Linked DNA regions of Mus musculus: region 2 is linked to region 1. The links are chromatin loops, found by intact Hi-C in ENCODE. Cell type or tissue: heart. All regions are shown on one strand. Links, peaks and the distances in the headings refer to the core of each region. The heading gives the core; the rest is flanking DNA.

The links. A loop is a pair of places that touch in the nucleus more often than their neighbours do. Peaks named below come from ENCODE experiments on the same cell type or tissue, not always from the same donor. Only the 100,000 strongest peaks of a DNase experiment are listed, where the experiment ranks them.
Region 2: a loop joins it to region 1, with 4 times the contacts of the local background. A loop is called at or near these places in 5 of 42 quality-filtered maps.

The regions. Positions count from the first base shown.
Region 1 is chr6:4,598,782-4,603,169 of GRCm38, reverse strand. It overlaps Casd1 (CAS1 domain containing 1), which reads right to left and starts at 2,259. Exons shown (of 18, transcript NM_145398.4): 1 at 1,869-2,259. The coding sequence starts at 2,001. In heart, for the core only: no CTCF peak of the experiment used is centred there; DNase peaks (open chromatin) are centred at 1,669, 1,789 and 2,379; H3K4me3 peaks cover 2,165 bases; H3K27ac peaks cover 2,258 bases.
Region 2 is chr6:5,296,689-5,301,076 of GRCm38, reverse strand. Pon2 (paraoxonase 2) reads left to right here and starts at 2,737. Exons shown (of 9, transcript NM_183308.3): 1 at 2,737-2,865. The coding sequence starts at 2,792. It overlaps Gm52887 (a long non-coding RNA gene), which reads right to left and starts at 790. Exons shown (of 4, transcript XR_003956397.1): 1 at 1-790. In heart, for the core only: a CTCF peak has its summit at 2,612; DNase peaks (open chromatin) are centred at 2,706, 3,306 and 3,646; H3K4me3 peaks cover 1,849 bases; H3K27ac peaks cover 1,614 bases.

The DNA of each region.
Region 1 (4,388 bases), core at 154-4,153:
ATGTCCTTTCCACTGTTCGTCTAAGAAACTCCATTCTTGTTCCAAATGATTCTATGTGAATCAAGCATATATGCATATCTGCGAAAGGCACTGCACCTGACATGGTTTGACACTGCCAGGGCAAAAATGTTCCTGGTAAGATGTTTAGTTTCTCCTGCACAGACTCTGGTTCAAGTTCCTGATATTCAATCTGGACAAGCACATATGACAGGTGTACTGCTTCACACTCAAGGCACTGAAGCACCTTTGGAAACTCACAAGTCCCTTCTGGAGGAGGCTTTACAACCTGACTCATAAGGCCCCATCTGACATTCTATTTTCCTCCCGATGATGACAGACCTTGGCAAGATGCAAAATATAACCTAAATTTAAAAATTAGTATTCCACAAGCTTAGCAAAAGACAAGAAGCACAATAAAAAGACAAGCAGGCAGGGCACAGTAGGTTTACATTTGGGACAACATTGTAGTCATAAACTTTAGCTCCATTGACATCACAAACACAAAGTTGAATTAGATGACAGTCATCTCATATCAAACTAGCATAAAAAGATTAATCACATTTAAAAGAAACATGTTCTCTGAGTTATCAACAGTTGGTTCATCAGTACTGCTAATTGTGTTGTATATATGAAAATGTAGGCTTTCTTGATGTCAGCAGTAAGAAGCCAAGGCTCTGATAGGTCATCTGCTATGAATCTGTAGAGGACTGGAGAATTAGCCATAAGGATCTTTTTTAATTCAATTAAGCTATTTGTAAGATAATATATTTAAAAGATACAGCTATGATACTAAAGTTTAAGATCTGGAAAACTCAAGAGTAGGTAGAAACAAACCATCAAGTTTGACCAAAATGGCCTCCACTTTGAGAGATCATGTGAAATGGGAATACAGCCGAGACTCTAGTACTCTCGTGACTGGGCTGTACAGTATAAATGGGCCCAGCGCTAATGTGCACGTGGCTGTCACATTTGTCTAATTATCTCACAGTCACCAAGAGCTGTCCATATAATGACTTTTAGGATACCAAAGGTCAAAACCAAAAGATCCTATCATTATAATTTCCCTCCTACTGTCAGTGACTGTCCTGGTGGCATTTATCGTAAGGAAAGGGGAAAAAAAATCAATCAAAAAAACAAGCAAATATCCCTTGACAACTGAAGGATAATTCCTTCTGAGAAGAGTTCATTGGTTCCTTTCCAGCTTTCCACCAGTATGTAAACCCATATTGAAGGCCAGCTTTCAAAAGGCTTAACTATTTGCTTCGCCCGCTCACGTCTAGTCCGGTCAACTCCTTAACTCCTTTAAGAAACAAACAAAAACCAAAATCCTGCCTCAGTGTCTTTATTTGTAAAAACAAAAACAAAAACTGTGCAACCCAAACTCTTGAAAAGTGTTTGAAAGGCTGGTGGCACCTCCTCCACGGGAGGGAGGTGGGCCATGGGCATCTTTAGCCACACTGGCCCTTTTGGCAAAAGTAAGCAGGGCGGCCCAAGCCGCTGTCCAACCGTTGGGCCCTGAAGTGGCAGGGCAGGAGGCAGACCCCACGGGCGCACCGTGTGCGACCCCAGCATCCGGGAGGCGGTGCCGCCAGGGCTGCCCCCGGGGGCCCCTGGTTCGACCTCCTGCACCGGGGCGCGGGGCCGGGCGCGCCTCCGGAGCCCCGCTCCAGCAGGAGGTGGCCCCGAGAGCGGGAGGCTGGGGGCAGGGGCCCGCAGGGGTCGGCCCGGGCACGTGGGGCGCCGCGGGGCCGCGGGAGGCCGCCGGCGCGTGGGCGTGCTGCGGCGGGGGGCGGCCTCCCGCGCTCGGGGCCGCGGCGCCGCCTCCCCCCGGGCCGAGCCGGCCCGGGCCGGGGGGAGGGCCGGCTCACCTCGGTAGCGGCGGGACGCGAGGTGGCACGCTGCGAGCAGCAGCACGGCCACCAGCGCCAGCACCTTGGCGCTCCTCACGCTGAAGTAGTGGTTGATCTCCCGCTTGCCCAGGTTGTAGGCCAGAGCCGCCATCTTGGTTCCTCCATGACAACAGTGCGCGGCGGAGCGGGGAAGGGGCGCCGCGCAGGGGCAGCACTGGGGCGGCGGGCGCCGTAGCCAGCCGAGAAGCGGCCGCCAGCTCCCTTGCCCGTCGCCCGAACCGCGGGCCGAGGGGTCCGAGCCTGCGGCCTCCGTGCCGCCGGCCTTCCCCGTGCCCTCGTCGGCCTCCCCCCAACCCCGCCGCCGTTGCTCAGCCGTGCCGGTGCCCCAGGCGCCCTGGCCGCCTGTCTCCTCCCCTTCCTCCTCCCTGGTAGCCTCCTGCCTTAATAGCGGCTGCGCCTGTGACGGGGGTCCGGATGCCCGGGGCTCCGGGGTCACCGGGCCCAGACGGGCCTCCGGGGTCACCGGGTCACTGGCGGCAGCGGGCGGCGACGGCTGCACAGGCATGGTGACTGTATGGGTGTTGGGGGGGCAGAGGGCCAGGGCCTGCAGCCCGGCCCAGATGTCAGCTCCGGGGCTATGCCCAAGTGGACTGGCAGCTACCTGAGCCCAGGTTAGGGCAATAGAACTACTGTTCCGGGAAAAAAAAGTACACTCCCTGCTTCCCCCATCACACCCTTTCTGGACTTTCTACTCTCTGCTCTCCCACGGTCGTGGGGCCTTAACGGCAGGCCACCCACGACCTGTCTGGCAAGTTCCTCTGCACCTAAGATGCTGGCCAGGTGTTGGGGTGGCTGTAAATCCGAACACCCAACTCAAGTGTAAGGCCCATGTTCACCGTTTAATACTCAACTGCCCAATGTGCTGTTTGTCCAGTTGCAGTGGGTGTAGATGCATCCTGTACAGTGTGTCTAAGTTGGTGTGGATGTCAGTATAAGAGCCCCTTTCTCCTTTATGTTTACACAATATCTTTGTTGACACTAAGGTTGGCCAGGGTAGCAGATTGGTTGCCTGTGGCAATCCTTAAACTTGGTTAATGTTTTGTGATTATCAATAGACCCAGCACTCTGTGTGTCCTTTGAAAAGCATTCTTATTCATACCCTTGGTCTTGAGTTGCCTTGTAGACAAGAATGGCTATTTGCATGTTGTGGTTAGAACAAGTAAGTCATTGTTGAGTTGGAGGTGTTGGCAAGTCTTCTTTACAACTTTTAGCCAACCCCAACCTTGTGCTTCCAGACCCTTCTCAACATTCTCGAATGTTAGAGAAAAGGGACTTAGAGATCCTGTCGAGTCACTCCCATCCTCTCCACTGAAGGATTTTTAAAATTATGTTTCCAGCCACAATCATCATATGATGATGAAAGATTCTTGTCGCTTAAATGAAATCACATACATCACTGTCATAGATATAATGCTAATAAGCAATAAAGTTAAATAAGTGTACAAACACTTAGGCACTGTTCCCTGCAAGTGGTCGCTTAATTTTGGCTCTTTCTTCTGATCTGAGGCTGATCACATGCTGGCAGAATTGAATCAGATACGACAACAACCAGATAACTGGGCTAACAATATGTGGCCTGCCAATCACATCCTAGACACATACTATGATGTCATCAACACCAAATTAGAATTTCTGATCCACCTTCAATAACCAGAGCTAACCCCCAGGGTTGGCCTAATGCTAGCCAAAAATAAAGAAACCTGACGTTGTACTTAGTTGTGCTTCCCAGAAGGCTTTCTGAGATACTGGGAAAATCTGGGAACCCCTTTGTCCTTTCCTCTGTGTTAAAGTTAACCCCTCTACCTATTTCTGCTTTTCCTGGTAGATATCTCCACATAAGATGGCCCTTTCCTGTGGCATCTATAAATGGTCCCTCTCTTAGCTGATGCCTTTCCACTGATAAATGTCCCTTTTTAATTAAAACCACCACTAGATTCTGTGTTCCAAGTTATTTGCTTCTTTGTTTCTTTTAGAAGGAGTAGCTACTTGAAATTTTCACTTGCTTGGTTCCCATTCTGTCCTGAAGAACTGAATGGTTCTTTGCTGGTGGTATGGGTATTTCTTGTTAAATCCAAAGGACTCTCCTCTTTCTCTCTCTCCCTCTCCGGCCCTCTTCCCCCCTCCCCCTCCCCTCCCCCTCCCTCTCTCCCTCTCTCCCTCTCTGCCTCTCTGCCTCTCTCCCTCTCTCCCTCTCTTCTCCCTCTCTCTCTCTCCCCCTCTTCTCCCTCTCCCTCTTCTCCCTCTCTGCCTCTCTCCCTCTCTCCCTCTCCTCTCCCTCTCTCCCCCTCTCTCTCCCTCTCTCTCCCTCTCCCTCTCTTTGTCCCTCTCTTTCTCTTTACCTTCTTTACTTTCTGATATTTTTTGTAGGTTCAAATGCTGTTGAATTTTCTGTTATTTGGTGTTTGTCTATCAAGTTTTTTTCCTTCTCTAGTCTTGTTTTTTGCCTCTTCTTCAGAGCACTAGCCAGGTGCCAGTTAT
Region 2 (4,388 bases), core at 188-4,187, 700 kb before region 1:
TTGACTGAAGCCAGCCATTGGATTTCTGTCTCTCAGCTGTTGTCGGGAAACACTGTTAGGGCAAGTCTGGACTTGGTGAGAATTACTATAACACTCCACTTAATGGTGTCTCCCTAGGCATTAAGAATAGCACCGAATTGTAAAACTCCATGATCTGTTACTTAACTTTAGGACAAGTGGGGAGGCGCTTTGCCCGGCTCTTGCCCCACGGTTCCGGAGGCATGTCTCACAATACATGAGGCATACTTTTATATACCTCTCAGATGAGTCAGGAATCCTAGAGCAAACTCTCAACCTTAAGCCAGGAACTTAGGTAATAGCACCACGCCCTCCTAAATTTTGATGGTATCTGCAAGGTTTCTCCTGATGATTCATGCCACGGATGGTAAAATTCAATGCCTGTCTATGCAGTCAGTCAGAAGCGACATCCCAAGTTGGATCTCTTCACTTAAGAGGCTCGTGGATGATTTAAAGGATCCGAGGGTATATTTTAGAGGCAGGATACTTAGAAAGAGAAGAAAAACACAAATAAGTAGGTTAGTTAGTTCAGAGCTGTTGATAATTTTGGATGAAGGTAAAAAACATTGATTTGAAAGGAAATTTTGCATTTCTTTCATTTATGAAGGTAAGAAACTACTAAAAATTTTTGTTACCAAAAGAAGCAATAGTTGTCACTATAGTTGTTACATGTATCTTTAAATAACATACCTAACCTCATTTGAATTTTTTTCTTCAGCCTTTTATCTAGTTCAGACTAGTTTTAAACCCAATATTCTCCAGTCTCTGTTTTAGCTTCATGGTGAGATTCCAGTCAGTCACCAGCCCTGGCCCTTTATCTTCCTTTGAAAGAATGTTTCTAGAGCTTTCTGATTTGCTGTGCTAAGATCACACCTAACTCAGAGATGCCATTAAGGGCACAGGGTGGCTCCCATGCCAAGATGAGAAGGGCTGTGTCATTACTGTATTTCTGTGGCATACACTCACTTTCAAAGCACTTCGATAATCACATTTCAGTGCACTTGATCCCTTTGGCAATCCTACCCACCTAACTGTGTGCCCTGACAAACAGTATTTTGCGAAGTTATCTGTGATGGAAAGTGCATAAAAAGTACATCTTCTGGGACTTTGAAAGAGCAATTGTTCAGCTGTCTATCAGACAGTGGATACATCCCAGAGTCCCTTAGGGCTGGTCACAGATGTGTGGAACAGGAAGATCTCTTTCTTTTCCCTTTGGTGAGGGGCCAGGTACAAACCGGCATCTGCTTTTCCTTAATGGTTGGTTACAAAACAGAAACCTGGCCTGATGTGCCAGCATCTGCTGGTAATCCTCACGAGGGCAAGGCAAGAGAGCCTCAAATCTGAGGTCACCTCGAGCTGCAATAACAAAACACTGTCAGAAAAGGATGGTCCCCGGGAACTGACTGTGTAGCTTCTGCAAACATTGCAGGTGGGAATTAAGCACTGGGAACAATTAGGAACTGATTTCAAGTTATACCCAGTAGCTGTCGCAATCTCAACGAGTGCCCTCCCTCTTTATATTTTTATAAGTGTATATCAATAAGTATTAAAATGAAAAGGGAGAAAGAAGAGAAAATTGATTAGTACTCCAGTGAGTCCCGAGTTTGTGGTGTTTTAGTCTAAAATCTTTTTTTTTTTTTTTGGTTTTTTTTTTTTCGAGACAGGGTTTCTTTGTGTAGCCCTGGCTGTTCTGGAACTCACTCTGTAGACCAAGCTGGCCTCAAACTCAGAAATCCACCCGCCTCTGCCTCCCAAGTGCAGGGATTAAAGGTGTGCGTCACCACACCTGGCTATAAATCTTAATATAAAAGGATGTAATTCCAACTCTAACTTCTTATATAAGACCTGTCCAGAACCACTTTTTTCCCATCTAAAAGAAGAAAAAAAAGGAAAGGAATATTTAAAATGTCTGAACGAGAGAGATGTCTCAGCACTAAGAACACTGGCTGTATTTCCTGGTGTAGTGGGCACCCTTTTCTGACCTATGTGGATACCAGGCATGAATGTGGTGCATATACTTACATGCAAGCAAAACAACCATGCATATGAAATAAAGAACTAAGGCAAAACATATTACTCTAGGCAGGGCCTTGAGTGGCCCAAGAACTTGGCATATGGAGGTAGACAGATCAGAAGTTCCCTACCAGCCTGGACCACATGAGACCTTATGTTCAAAACAATAAGAACATTTAAAAGTACAATTTTAATAGATTTCATATATATATATAATATACTTTCTGTGTTGTTTAATAATTACTATCTAAATATATTTTATATTTAAATATAGAAATGTTATACACACGTATGTGTAATAACAAAACTAGTGTATGACTGTAGATATGGCTCAGTACTAGCCTAATATGAACAAAGTCCTGAGTTTGTTTCCTAGCTTCTCAAAGCCAAAATTATACACAACAGAGGGGGAAAGTATCCTCAAACACCAGGCCAAAACAGCAAAAAGCAAGCCCAAACTTAACTAAATTAAGGGAACTCCGCAGAGGCCACCCTAAAGTTTTCAGGGAGCTGAGCAGGTGCAGCTGCGCGAGGATCGGAGGCTTGGCGGGGTGTTTGTGAAAGGAATCAAGTTCAGTTGGGTTCCCACGCGGGCATGTGCGGATGTGCTCCGAGGACGAGGCGCCGGGCGGAGCCTGGGCTGCAGAGCCGGCGCTCGGGGCGGGGATCGGGCGCGGCTCCGCGCTCGGGGCGGGGAGCTGGCCCAGCGTCCGGAGCTGCTCGGTCAGGCCCGAGCCAGACGGCGGGCCGGTCCCGCACCATGGGCCGGATGGTGGCTCTGAGTTTGCTGGGCATCGGGCTGGCGCTGCTGGGCGAGCGGTTCCTAGCGCTCAGGTAGGTGCTGCCGAGGGTCCCGGGTCGGGAGTCCCTAGGCTGGGACCGCCGAGCTGATTGGGGCGCTCGCGCGGCGGGTGGGAGGGGGTGAGAGGGGGGGAGGTAACTGGAGAGAGAGCTTGTTTAGTTCGGGGGGGGGGGGGGACCGGATGGAAGGAAGAACTTCGGATAGCTACCGGTGCTCCGTTTAACCGACCCAGTCCACTTCCACCAAGACCTAGACACTTTGGGAAAAAGTTTTCCAGCGCTTGCTGGTGCCGAGGTTCCTCTGCCTAGGCTGACAAGAGAGAGCTTTGCAAATTCCCCAAGGGCAAACCCAGTGCTTTAATTTGAAAACAAAACCATTACTCATGCGTGGACGCTCTAATTATACAGCTTCATTTTAGGTCACTGGTGCTGTTCTGCTCAGCCGGAACCCATCCCTCCCCAGCATTAATAGTTGGTGAAACTTCAGGGTTTCCGTCTTGGCGCTGGAGATCAAAGACGCTTGAGAGAGACAGCTACTGTTCTTACATCATTTCCTTATTTATTGACCAGAGTCCCAGAAGCAGAGCGAGCGATTGTTTGTTCTGGGTAGACATCATACTTTCAAGTTACCAATTCAAACTTTATAAACTTCTTGCAAAAGTGTTCCGGAACAGTAGTACTCAGCTCCTTATAGGGTTAAAGAGAAAAGACAGTCTTCTGTAGGCGTTCTGGGAGGCAACGTAGACTCAGATGAGGAAGGCGGGCAAGTCTGAAGGGTGTGCTTCACACTGGGCCTCTCTCTAATAGGCAAAAGGGAAGCGCCGGCACTCATTGGTTGTTTAGCAGCAAACTGCTATGAGTCTTGCATTGTACAAATAAGCCCGAAGGGCACAGCAACGGGGCCTGGATATTGGGATCTCCCGGAGTCTTGACGTCCAAGTAGCACCATGTGAAACATTCTAATTCAGTTGGTTCTGATAGGGCATCGGCCTTGGGTTTTGGGTGCTTTTCTAAATTTTAAATGAATTCTTGGTTTTGAGACGAAGTCTCACTGTGTATCCTCTGTTTTGAAGCTCAGTCTGGTCTCAAAACTCAGGATTCTTTGGTCTCCTGACTTCTGCTATTATAGGCACACGCCAGCATGACAGTCAGATTTCCTTCTCTTCTCTTCTCTTCTCTTCTCTTCTCTTCTCTTCTCTTCTCTTCTCTTCTCTTCTCTCCTCTCCTCTCCTCTCCTCTCCTCTCCTCCCCTCTCCTCCCCTCTCCTCTTCTTTCTTCCTTTTATCTTTTTTTTTTTTATTTTTAACGTTTATATCTTTGCTAATAATGTGCAGTGTAGCTCAGGGACAGAGCACTTGCCCAGAATGCACGAAGCTTGGGATTCTAGCCCCAGCACCACACTACAAAATCACAACACGAAGCACACCCCTCTCTTAGCAATCCTCTTGTACAGTATGCATTAAGCATTGAGAGATGCTGGACTAGGCATGGGGAAAGCACTTTGGGAATGATAAAGGAGACCCAGACTGCATCCCCAAGAATGAGAGTCAAATCAA